Regions from separate parts of the Mus musculus genome. Here regions 1 and 2 are each linked to region 3. A link is a contact called in ENCODE Hi-C or POLR2A ChIA-PET data. All regions are on one chromosome and are shown on one strand. Each heading gives the region's core, a stretch centred on a gene start or an enhancer-like site at or near the end of the contact. The rest is flanking DNA. Distances are from core to core; before and after follow the strand shown.

Region 1 (4,222 bases), core at 1,078-3,577, 730 kb before region 3:
TGGGGCATAAAGCATAAGCATAAGCTAAAAGCTATTGCTAAGAGTACACAGGTGGACAAATTGGGTTATTTAAATATATATATGTGTGTGTGTGCATGTGTATACATACATACATACATACATACATATATGGTCTCTAAGTTGGAAAAGGTTATATATGGGAAGAATTGAGAGGAGTAGGGTATGTGTGTGAATATAACCAAATTCTTAAAAACAAAAGGTTTCTAAAAGGTTTTATTTATTTATGCAGCAACAACTTTCCATCTGCTCAAGTACATGGCAAAGTTGAATGACTAAGGGCACGTCCTTAGTTGATGATATGTCCTAGTGGTAGAGTATGTGAGGTTCTGTATTGCACTTCTAGCTACATATACACATGTAATATATAAAGTATATATTATATATACAACATACAATGCCACATGTAATAACATAATTATATAATGCATAAAATCTAATATATGTAAAATATATATTTATATATGCACATCAAATAGTTGTAAATGTAGATAAAGTACTTCACATCTCTCATCTCTAAACTGAAGTCTAGCATGAACATAACAGTATGAGTACTGCCCACCTCACGTGTCTTTCCATGGCATCATGGACATGAAGAAGTCAACACAGTAACTATTGTTACTGTTAGACTGAGGCTTGGATGTATGAAAAAGAACATAGCTCCTTTTTCTAAATCAGGAATGAGCTTGGTAGAGCAAGTAATAGCCTGAGAACCAGGGCCTTGAGGGCGCTGTGGATCCGGATCCTAAGAAATCATCTCTTCTCATCCTTAAGGGGCTATGGTTTTCTGTCCCAAGGCTGCTACCTGCTCTATGACACTGTCCCACCCACCTTTCCATAGAGGTACAAAACCTCTATGTAAGACACTGTACTTGGGGGCTTGAAGAAATGGCTTGGGGCTGGAGAGATGGCTTAGTGGTTAAGAGCACTGACTGCTCTTCCAAAGGTCCTGAGTTCAATTCCCAGCAACCACATGGTGGTTCACAACCATTTACAATGTGATCTGACTGGTGTGTCTTAAGACAGGACAACTACAGAGTACTCACATACATAAAATAAGTAAATACATCAAAAAAAAAAAAAGATGCTGTACTTCCTAATAAACTTGCTTGCATGAGCCATCACTCTGTGTGACACCTCCTGATCCTGAATGCTCTTATCTTCTCCATCTCCTCCTCATCCCCCTGGCCATCACTCTCTCAGGAACCTGTCACTGAAGAACCGCTTACTGGTCCAGGTCAATTACCCTGGCTGCTATGCAGGTGTTGTACAGCAAACCCAGAGCTTCACATATAATAGGAAAACACTATCACTATTCAGCTCTAACCGGGCTTCCACTCAATGAGTGCTCACATTCTGATACACAGTCTTTTTTTTTTTTTTAAGATTTATTTATTATTATATGTAAATACACTGTAGCTGTCTTCAGACACTCCAGAAGAGGGAGTCAGATCTTGTTACGGATGGTTGTGAGCCACCATGTGGTTGCTGGGATTTGAACTCTGGACCTTCAGAAGAACACTCGGGTGCTCTTACCCACTGAGCCATCTCACCAGCCCCTGATACAGAGTCTTATTCTGCCACAGTGTCACCAATCTCTATATACGATATCCACATCAGTTTCCTTTGTCACCATACTCTAGAATCTCTTGCTGATGTGATGCGTAAGGGTTTCGGCTTTTGGTTTAATAAATTGGTTTACTTCGCCGAGCTGGTCTAGACAGAATCTTCCTTTACTTTCCCCGTTCCCTTCTTGTCTGATGAGAATAGATGTTCACCCCTAGTCAAGTCACAGGGCAGGCACAGATATTTCTAGAGAAGCAGCCTGGGCCACGGAGTTGAGTTTAGCATCTCAATAAAAACTACGGAAACCACACAGGGCGAAGACGGGAGCCCGCCCTGTCCTCCGCGCCGCGCGCCGGGCCCGCTGTTTTCCCCACCCCTGAACCCCCGGACACCGCGCCCGCCCAAGCTTGCTCCGGCCGCGGCTACCGCCAGCGCCTTGGCAGCAGGACACCGGCTCTCACCGGCTGCCTTCGCCATCCGCGCCCGGCTCGGGGTGCCTCCGTCCACTGTTCCTCAGGACCATTGCGACGCTCCAAAGCTCCCTCAGGCTCCGGGGAGAATTTGGCGCGCTCTCCACGTGCTCTCGCGAGGCTACGGCTTCGGCCAATGAGAAGGCGCGGCCTCAGATGGACCTAGCCGGGGCCCGCCCCCATCGCCCCGCCCCGCCCCGCCCCGCCCCTCGGCTCTCCAATCCTCCGGCGAGCGCAGAGGGTGGGTCGCAGGGACCGGGGGAAAAGAGTGCACTAGCTGGCCGCGCGCGTGGCGGGACGGCCGGGCTCGCTGAGGGCGGAGGAAGGGCAGAAAATGTCAGGCCGTCCCCGCCCTGTGCCCTGTGTCCCGGGCCGGGTGCCCGACTGCCTAGCTGTTGGGTGGGCGCCCGGGGCGACTTAGACATCCGGACCGCGATGGCACCTGCGGCGTCCAGGCTGCGGGTGGAATCCGAGCTCGGGTCGCTTCCCAAGCGAGCGCTCGCCCAATACTTGCTGCTCCTAAAGCTCTACCCGGTGCTCACCAAAGCAGTCAGCAGGTGGGCGCCTACTGGGAAGTGGGGTGAAAAGGAGGGGTGCCGACAGGGGAGACTCTCCTGCAGGGGAGGTTAAGAGAGGGGGCGTCTGCAGACCAAGCAGCTCAGATATTGCCCGAGCAGCAGTGGATCTCAGCCTGTACGTCGGGAACCCCTTAAAGGTTGAACGACCTTTGTACAGGGGGTCACGTATCAGATATCCTGTATATCAGATATTTACGTTATGATTCACAACAGTAGCAGCATTACAGTTTAGAAGTAGCAGTGAAAGTAATTTTATGGTTGGGGTGACCACACCATGAGGAGCTAACTGTATTATTAAAGGGTCACAGCGATAAGAAGGTTGAGAACCACTGCTGTGGAGGAAGGCAGAGTTCTTCCTTAAGGTGCGACCCCGTTCTGCTTAGCCAGTAAGTGCTGTTTGTGTGTTGGGTCCCAAGCATTAGTTAGCCTTTGCAGTCTGAGTGTTGTGAAGACCCGCGAGTCAGGGACACATTCTAACCCTGAGCAACCCAGGCACGGTCGCTGGTGAACTCTGCCCTTTGAATTACATCGTTCGGTTTCCTAACGAGATATCCCTGTTTCTGTTCATTTCCATTAGTGCATTTTGTAGGTTCTGTATTAACTTAGCTTTTCCATAAGTGTGTGCAGAGTGCTTCCTGTGCGCGGGCACATAGCTGTGATCAGAACAGGCGCATAGACTTCTCTCGGAGCTAAGAAGAACGAGTCCATCTTCCCACCCCACCCCACCCCACCCCCGCAAAAGGCAGATAAATGTATAACTTAGAGCAGTTAGGGAAATTTCTCCTGGGTTGTTGACGTTGGTCAGAAGCACAGAGAAGAGAAGCGGTTGTTTACAGGGCACAGTAAGTGTAAAAGTTCTGGGGGAAGAATTCAGAGAATGTCGGAGGGGTGAAGAGAAGGACTCTGGTGGAGAAAATGACCAGGGAGAGTAGATAGGAAGAGGTAACCAGGGGTCAAGTCAAGAGGGTCCTTATGATCCATACTAAAAGTTTTGGATTTATAGCTTTTTAGAAGACAGCTGTGGTGGTTAAAGCTAGTTGTCAACTTGATAACATTTAGGAATTAAGCATGCCTGAGGGGCTTATCTTGATTATCTTCTTTGAGCTGGGAAGATCTGCCCACTAGGGGCGCCACCATTCCTAGTTGGTGTCTGACTGGAAGTGGAAAAAGTGAGCTAGCTGAACCGCACGCGTTTTCTCTCTCTTTTCATTGTGGGTGTGCTGTGAGGAGATCCTTCAACCTCCTGTTGCCTTCACTTCTCTGCCTTGATGGACTTGAACCTTTAACTGGGAGCTGAAATAAGCCATTGTTCTCTTAAGTTGCCTTTGTCTCATTTTTTGTTTGGTTTGGTTTTTGTTCATTTTGCAACATAAAAAGAAACTAAGAGCCAGGCGTGGTGGCACAAGCCTTTAATCCCAGCACTCGGGAGGCAGAGGCAGGCAGATTTTTGAGTTCGAGGCTAGCCTGGTCTACAAAGTGAGTTCCAGGACAGCCAGGGGTATACAGAAAAACCCTGTCTCAAAAACAAAACAAAAAAACAAAAAAAACACAAACAAACAAACAAAACAAAACAAAACAAAACTACAACAT
Region 2 (4,043 bases), core at 1,314-3,813, 580 kb before region 3:
AGACTTAGACACAGGGTCTGTTCTGATACATCAAACACCGATTCAGACATCACCAGCAGCTAGATGGGTATTACCCATCTGTGCTCAAATCTAGAGCTGCCAATAAAGGCAGCAAGAATCTTGTTCTAAAGCCCTCCATGGTCTTGCAGTAGTGGTTGATGGGTCACAGAAGGCCTCAAGCCCCTGCTACTATTATTAGCCTTCTGCTCACTCTGGTCTGACAGTCACTGAGTTTCTACATAGTGATCTTTGCATTCCCTGCCAATAGCTCAACAGACCCAGCCAACACGCAGACACAACTTAGGCACCAAAGAAGAAGATGAGTACATGAAAAGGTAAGACACAGACATGGCCCAGCTAGGGAAGGCCCCATGGATGCTGGGTTCACAGGTTCTACCCAGGCCCCTGAAAGAGGAAGTAACTGACAACTAGTGGAAGCTGTAGAAAGTCATGGTGAGGGTATCTGCCAGTGACACTGGCTTGAGGAGACAGAAAAAAGCAGGAGTTAGAAGATTCTGTGCTGTGGTGGCGCACGCCTTTAATCCCAGCACTTGAGAGGCAGAAGCAGGCAGATCTCTATGACTTTGAGGCCAGCATGGTCTACAAAGGAAGTTCCAAGACAGCCAGGGCTGTTATACAGGAAAACCTTGCCTCAAAAAACCAAAAAAGAAAAAAAGTAAGAAAAAAAAAAAAAAAAAGACACTACTTTTCTTCTCCTCTGGCATTCAAAGTCAATTCCATTTAAAATCCCGTAAAACTTTTAGTGTGAAGATCAGAGAACAACCTCCAGGGGTTAGTTTTAGCCTTCCACATAGTATCAGCAAACTAGTGCAGTGACCTTTACATTGTTAGTGAAAGTAATTATTAAAAGCATTTCTATTAGAAAGCAGGTTTTTGTTTTTTGTTTTAACATGCAATGCAGTGTCTTGATATGTGTATTATGGTGAGAGGCTCTCTAATGTATGTGTATGCATGTGCACATGATCATGTTTGCAGAGGCAGACAGGGTCTCTCAATGAGAGCCTAGAGCTCAAGAAGTCTGCAAAAGTAGTCCCAGCAAGCAAACGTGGCTCCTTCTGTCTCTGCCTCCTCACAACTAGGACTAGTCATGTACCACCACACTTAGTTTTTTACATAGGCTCTGGGGATTTGAACTCAGGTCCTCAAGCACTTTACCATCTAAGCTCTCTCCGAGTCCAAAGCTAGGTTACACACAAGCAGTTCATGTAAGATTTTATCAATCCTCCTAGCAAAATAAGGTGGACACAAGTTATAGAAATCTATGTCCTAATCCCAGCACTCGGGAGGCACAGGCAGGTGGATTTCTGAGCTTGAGGCCAGCCTGGTCTACAGAGTGAGTTCCAGGACAGCCAAGGCTATACATAGAAACCCTGCCTCATAACCGCCCCCCCAAAAAAAACAAAAACAAAAACAAACGAAAAAAAGAAATGTATGTCCTTGACCCAAAGCAATCGATGTTGGGATCTGTGTATAACTTTGTTCAAATTCTCAGTTTCCTAAGTTCATTAAATAAATTATTCTATTTCCTGGGACTTTGAGATCTTTTCAAATAGAAACCCTGCCATTATAAGTTGCCCTCAGAGCACTGGTTTAACAGTGTCCTAGTCTTCCAGCATATTCTTTGTTCTCATTTGTCACAAAACATTTTTTCTAAAGTCCCTGTGGTTTATTTTTTTTCACCCGTCAACCTTTTAACAGTGGTGTCAAATTTCTACATACCTTTTTTCAGTTTTCCTTTTGTTAATAATTTCTAATTGCATTTCATTGAGAAAGAGAAGTGTACAGTAATGAGGACAAGATCGTATTTCGAAGGATATATTTACAGATCTATTTCACAAAGTTGTACTGAGAACTGACTGATATCCATCATCAAGCATCCAGAAGAGCAACTGCACAAATAAATAAGCCCATTTTATGGGGGGGGGGGGGGGTTGAAAAACAGTGCACACACACACACCCCCCGAATTCCAGTAGCTTCTGTATCGCCAGCCGGGTACTTTTCCCACTTCAAACCCCCTGTCGGTTTCCCCATCTAAACCCACTCTGACTAGGTCTTCGATCCTGTTCTAGGCCCTCGGTCTCCTCTCAGTTGGGTACCCACTTTAGGTCCCTATGCTTCATCCCTGTCTACCCCTTTAGCCTTTATCCTCGTCCTCACTCCACTCTGGCCACCGCACCTCTCCTCCTTCCGATGGTCCACTCGCGTTTCCAAAGAAGGATCTGGGGTTCGTCCTCCTCTGCGCCTAGACGAAGAAGCCTCCCCCAGGGTTCCTGCGGCGGCGGCGGCTGCTCTTCCCCGTGTAGCTCCATAGGACTCACATCTACAGAGACCCAGAAACGCCGGCTCAGGGACTACTTAAAAAACGCTCAGCACCGCTGCTATAGCCTGGCCGCCGCCTGCCTCCCCAGCCAGGACCCCACCCGCCGGCCAGCTTACCCCACGCCCTGCGCGGATCCCGGAACCGGCCTTACAGTCGCCGCCACCGCTGTCAACAGACATCTCGGGTACCCCAGCTGATCCACGGGAGGCGAGGGGGAGGGGAGCAGAGCGGTACGCCCTGTGATTGGCTGGCGGCCGTGCCCACCGAGAGCGACGGCTAGAGCGGTGCCAGAAAAGGCTATCCGGAGGGGGCGGGGCGGAGCGATCGGAGCCTGCGCAGATGAGAGAATGTGCACCTTGTTGCCATCTTTGATGCTGGCAGGCAGGCGCACTTACCTTCCTGCAAAAGCACGGAAGTAGCTGTGGAGGGCACCATGTTAGATTCGGGCCAAAAAAAAAAAAAGACCGAGTAACTTATAGATCGGAAGGTCCTTAAAACCTCACTTGTAATTCCGAGATAAGGTGCTATTTTCACACGTCAGATTACAAAATGTGAAAGCTTGGTACAGTGGGCCAGCCCTTCGCAAGGAGCATAATTTAAGATGTCAATTAGAATAGAAACAGGTAACTCGTCTCTGAGGGCTGATTTGCGGTATCTTTAAATCCTGTTTCTTAGGATCTTGTGTCATTCCCGAGTTGTATGCTACAAGCATGTTGGTGACCCCCCGGTGAGAGAGAAACACTGGCAAAAACAATGCCCTGGAAGAAAGTCACTGAAGACAGAGAAGCAAAGTCCACACACAGTGGTTCTTGAGCAGCTCGGAGTAATGTCTTTGCTGGTGAACAGCTTCAAAAAAGTATTAAACATCTGTTTGTTTGTTTGTTTGTTTGTTTGTTTGTTTTGTAAAAAGAAAACACATACACAGACACATTTGTAAATATATGTGGAAATGCGTCTTTGCCTATGTCTACAAAGATTTACTCAAATACTTTTGAAAGGATATAAAAGTAGCAGTGGCTGCCTCCGGGAACATGGATTTGTACCGGTCTGAAAATCGCCGAAGAAGACCCCAGACATAGATAATATGCAAAGACAAAGAGCGTTTATTCTGAAGAAACAAGCAGTATGTGGGTCACATTTTTTGAAATGGTGTCCGCAGTCAAGGGTGTGTGGGCCTTCTTATTGGGGGGTGGATATTAGGTAATCTCTAATGTGATTGGCTGGGCCACTGTTCACATTTGGGAACTGAACTGTGACCCTCACCCCCACCCCCCAGTTAAGATTATATAGAGTTTTTAAGCCTAAAATCCACAAACATCTGTGCTAAATTATTCCACCAATCAGGATTTAGGGATAGAGGGTTTACTTAGGAACTTGTCTTTGTTGTATATGTACCCTGCTCCCATTGATCTGGGTACTCAACTTGCAGGGACTTGACTTACCTAACATTCATGTCCTAACTTGTCACAGTACCCATGTACATATTTCTTTCTGCCAAGTAGGATGTCAATTCCCAATAGGCCTTAGGAACTTAAACTTTACTCGGCCACTAGTCAAAATGAAAGTCTTATTCCAAATAATTTCTTATATTGGTGCAGGTGTCTCTCTTATGTTGGGGTTCATCCTAGGGACAGCTTATACCATGAAAGTTTATACACAGGTGCAGGAAGAGCTATTGAGTGGTTGGTTCAGGTCCAAGCT
Region 3 (4,189 bases), core at 899-3,398:
GGCAAAGAGTTTTACGGAAACTTAGCCTCCTGGAACCTTGGCATTCCCATAGCACATACACTCAAAACCTGTCCCCGAGTTAGTCTGGTGTATGGATCCCTGTGCTTTCTTTCTGTATTGTTTTAAGTGCCTTTAAGGATTGATTTTGACATATAGATAAGCCTCTACCAGTGTTCCAATGTCCTAGAAAGTCCTTGAAGCCTACCCTGAGCTTGCAATTCAGTAAGAATGTTTCCTATTCAGTAACATTCAAATTTACCTCTAGTAGAGACAGTGAAAATAATCAGGCATTACTATTTACTAGAACAGAGCTAGAAAAGCTCAAGGCTAGTCTGCATAGTAATTACTTAAAACAATAGCCAAGTCACATCCATAAACAGGAATACACAATGGCCTAGGAAATAGGTGGGTTGCGGTATTATTCATGAAAGGGTTAGTAAAATGGAATTCCCCTGGTGCAAGTTGTTCACTAGGCCCAGAGGAATAGGATAATCAGGTATTTACTAAAGGAGCCCTGGTGGTGGGTTTAACAATAGACTAGCATTGCATCAGAGCATTCACCTGGCTCCTGTGTTTAGCTGATCTTAATTAGGGTTGTTCCTATTCTCAGTTGTAAACACTGCCTGGCTCCCGCCATCTTTTTATGTATGCATTTTCTTTGTTTTGTGTTAAGAAACAGTGTACCTTGATGAATGTATCCATCAGCTTTCTTGTTTTTCTTCTGTATTATAAGACTGGTGCTGAGCGTGGTGGCACACGCCTCTAATCCCAGCACTGGGGAGGCAGAGGCAGGTGGATTTCTGAGTTTGAGGCCAGCTTGGTCTACAAAGTGAGTTCCAGGACAGCCAGGGCTATACAAAGAAACCCTGTCTCGAAAAAAAATCAAAAAACAAAAACCAACCAAACAAAAAGACTGGTGCTTGCTTTGAGAAAATAATCCAGATACACACTCCCTTGTGTCCATATTTATTTGTTATCCATGCCAACTCCTTGCTTGCCTGTAAGTACTGGAACCTCGTTCCCTGCAGATCGATGACCCAATTGAGGTTTGTCTGCAGCAGGAACAGATGTTTTGTTCCACTCACCAGTGATCCTAAGATTGTGTGGAGAGTCCTCTGGGGACCATGGGACCGTCTGCAGAGTTTGTGCACAAGGTGACCCGGAGCTGGTGCCGACTGGAAGGGCTGCAGTGCCCTTTCTTTTTTCTTTCTTTCTTTCTTTTCTTTCTTTTTTTTTTTTTTTTTTTGGTTTTTTGAGACAGGGTTTCTCTGTGTAGCCCTGGCTGTCCTGGAACTCACTTTGTAGACCAGGCTGGCCTCAAAATCACAAGAACAACGCACCTAGAGGTGTCACTGTTCACAGAAAGTAGGGTAACCTTATATTAATCATTAATTAAGTACATGGCTTACTCACAAAACCACAGGTCAATATGATGGTAGCCATTTCTCAATTGAGATCCCCGGTTCTCAACATCTTCAGGTTTGTGTCCTTATGAATGAAACCATTTTCCACCAAACTTTAGTAATTGGTGTAACAATGCACAGTGCTGCCCTGTTTGTAAGTTCAAATTTGTATATTACTTAAAATCTTTGTATGATTAAGTACGACTTTTGTTAAGACAAAGAAAAAGATATGTTCACTATTATCTAATATTTACATACCATTTAAGTTTCAACAAAGCGATTTACTTTTGTGCTGGGCCACCTAGAGACTGGGAAAGGGAGAAGCAGAAGTGACCTGGAACAGAAAGTCACACGATGGCCAGCCACCTCCATCTTGGTGAGGTCAATGTGCAACCAAATGACAGAACAAAGAAGTAGAGAGGAACAGACATATGGGAGCAACACCTCCCTTCTGTTTTTGGATAAAAGACACACAATTTTTATTATTTACAAGTAAGCCTTAAAAAGCACCACAAGAGCCGGGCAGATTAGATGGGCGGGGGCGGGGCCTTGGAGGTTTGGGGGCGGGGACAGGCCGCGAGGGGCGTGGTCGGGGCGCACGCGGAGTCCACCCCCCCCCCCCCGCCCCCCCCCCGCTTCCCCCTATCCGGGTGATTGATGGGAAGAGGAAGCCGGGCCACGCCCATGTCGGTGAGTCGCCGCATCCGTTTATTGCCGTGGCCCCGCCCCGTCGCCCCAACCCCCGCCCCCGGCTTCCCGTTTTCGGCTCTAAGCGGCCTGGGCGCCCTCGACTCGGACCGGCTCGGACCGAACCAGCTGTCAATCACTGCAGCGTCCGCGGCCCCGCCGGCGACATGGCATGGGCACTCGCGGTCATCCTCCTGCCTCGGCTCCTTGCGGCGGCAGCGGCGGCGGCGGCGGTGACGTCACGGGGTGAGGAGTGAGCGGGGGCGGGGCTGCCTGTCAATCGCCGCGGTGGGCGGGGCCCGAGCAAGAGCTACCAAGTTGCTTTTCGTCCCATCATTGCTTTTCGTCCCATCATGAATATGCAAATAAGGCCTCTGGCCCTCCTAAGGGCGATCGGATAGCGCTTCGTTTGCATATTCATTTTGATCTTTGCGTATGCATGAGCCCCGCCCTCCCCCCCTACGCTCGGCGCTTTCTCCTCAGTAATATGCAAATGAGACCTAAACCCCGCCTTGACCTCATTAGCATAGTGCTGCCGCCACAATCTCGCTCCTCCTCCTGAATATGCAAATAAGGCCTCTGGGCCGCTCCTTCTTTGCATATTCATATACAGCTTTCCCGCTTATATGCAAATAACGCTTCGCCCCTACCGAGTTCTCACTCATCGCTTCTCATTTGCATATCCATCGGGAGATACACATATTCATGAGCGATGTATTTCTGTCTTCCATCCCCTCATGAATATAGAATTGATGCCCTGTCCATATGGATCACTATGCATTTGCATATTTTCCCCACGATTTACATATGCACAAGCCTCAACGTCTTGCTCCAACGTCCCTGATCATGAATATGCAGATGAGACCTCAGATCTCCGAAATTGAATCTGCCCGCTCCTCATCATATACTGCTATTCTCATATGCACCAGCCACAAAGTCTTCCATCCTTTTCCCCTCATGAATATGCAAAGAATGCTTCCCCAGTCCATCTCCACTCTGGTTCACTGCCTGCTCATTTGTGTATCCATTGGTCGCTTTGCATAGTGGTGAGCCCCGCTTCCCTACCGCTTTCTTTGCGATCATGTATATTCAAATGAGGCTCCGACTTGCTAGCTGCTCATTTGCATATTCGAGAAGCGCTTTCCATATTCATGAGCCCCCAATCCTTTTCCTTTTCTCTGTTTGTGAATATGCAAATGAGGTGTCGCCCACCGCTACAGTTCTTGGGCCTCTCGTTTACATATTCATTCCCTATATTTGCGTACGAGCCAGAATGTCTTCCTCTGTCTTCCCCTGCCTAGTGCATATGCAAATGAGGCCCGGCCTGCTCCCAGCGCCCTAGCCAAGGGTCTGAGTCAGGGAAATGGCTGCGATGGCTCTTCTGGAACGCGCTGACGTCACGGGCTGCTCCCCTGATCCCCGCCCTGCCCCCGCAGGTGATGTCACAGTCGTCTGCCATGACCTGGAGACGGTGGAGGTCACGTGGGGCTCGGGCCCCGACCACCACGGCGCCAACTTGAGCCTGGAGTTCCGGTGAGTGAAGGGGGGCGGGGCAGAACTTCTGGTCTGTGACTTCCTGTCGGAATCATTGAATGATATATGGGAGGGGGCGGGATTTCCTCTCATTCCTCTTCACTCACTTGCTGTTCATTCTTTTAAACGCCTGAAAGAGTGGGCGGGACTTCCTGTCTAATTAATGATTGACAAATGATTAGGGACGGTACTTCCTTTCAGACTCTGATGAATGACAGGAAGGAGCGGTACTTCCTTTCTGCCCATCACTTTCTGTTTGAGGTGTTGAAATTCAGATGCTCGTGGGCGGGACTTCTGGTCCATCACTTCCCATCCAGCTGATCCTTCCCCCTTAATCCCCGACTCTGCAGTTATGGCACTGGCGCCCTGCAACCCTGCCCGCGATATTTCCTGTCCGGCGCTGGTGTCACTTCCGGGTGCATCCTCCCCGCGGCGAGGGCGGGGCTGCTGGAGCTGGCACTGCGCGACGGAGGCGGGGCCATGGTGTTTAAGGCTAGGCAGCGCGCGTCCGCCTGGCGTGAGTGGTGTGGGCGTGACATGGAGGGAGGGGGCGGGGCCTTGGGCGG

What was found. A loop is a pair of places that touch in the nucleus more often than their neighbours do. ChIA-PET counts read pairs that join two places held with the same protein, here RNA polymerase II (POLR2A).
Region 1: a map of T-helper 2 cell shows a loop between it and region 3 (7-fold over the local background). The contact joins the promoter of Pxmp2 here to the promoter of Crlf2 in region 3. A Hi-C loop is called at or near these places in 1 of 37 maps with a recorded cell type or tissue (T-helper 2 cell). POLR2A ChIA-PET finds 5 or more read pairs at or near these places in 1 of 5 experiments (embryonic stem cell).
Region 2: a loop to region 3 is called in a map of heart, with 3 times the contacts of the local background. The contact joins the promoter of Chfr here to the promoter of Crlf2 in region 3. A Hi-C loop is called at or near these places in 4 of 37 maps with a recorded cell type or tissue (Patski, heart and v-Abl transformed pro-B cells). POLR2A ChIA-PET finds 5 or more read pairs at or near these places in 2 of 5 experiments (Patski and embryonic stem cell).

Annotation. Positions count from the first base shown.
Region 1 is chr5:110,284,273-110,288,494 of GRCm38, reverse strand. Pxmp2 (peroxisomal membrane protein 2) reads left to right here and starts at 2,327. Exons shown (of 5, transcript NM_008993.2): 1 at 2,327-2,611. The coding sequence starts at 2,490. Pole (polymerase (DNA directed), epsilon) reads right to left here and starts at 2,176. Exons shown (of 49, transcript NM_011132.2): 1 at 2,046-2,176. The coding sequence starts at 2,107.
Region 2 is chr5:110,134,350-110,138,392 of GRCm38, reverse strand. It overlaps Chfr (checkpoint with forkhead and ring finger domains), which reads right to left and starts at 2,563. Exons shown (of 18, transcript NM_001289577.1): 1 at 2,459-2,563; 2 at 2,199-2,342. The coding sequence starts at 2,331.
Region 3 is chr5:109,556,952-109,561,140 of GRCm38, reverse strand. Crlf2 (cytokine receptor-like factor 2) reads left to right here and starts at 2,148. Exons shown (of 8, transcript NM_016715.4): 1 at 2,148-2,336; 2 at 3,527-3,623; 3 at 3,974-4,140. The coding sequence starts at 2,258.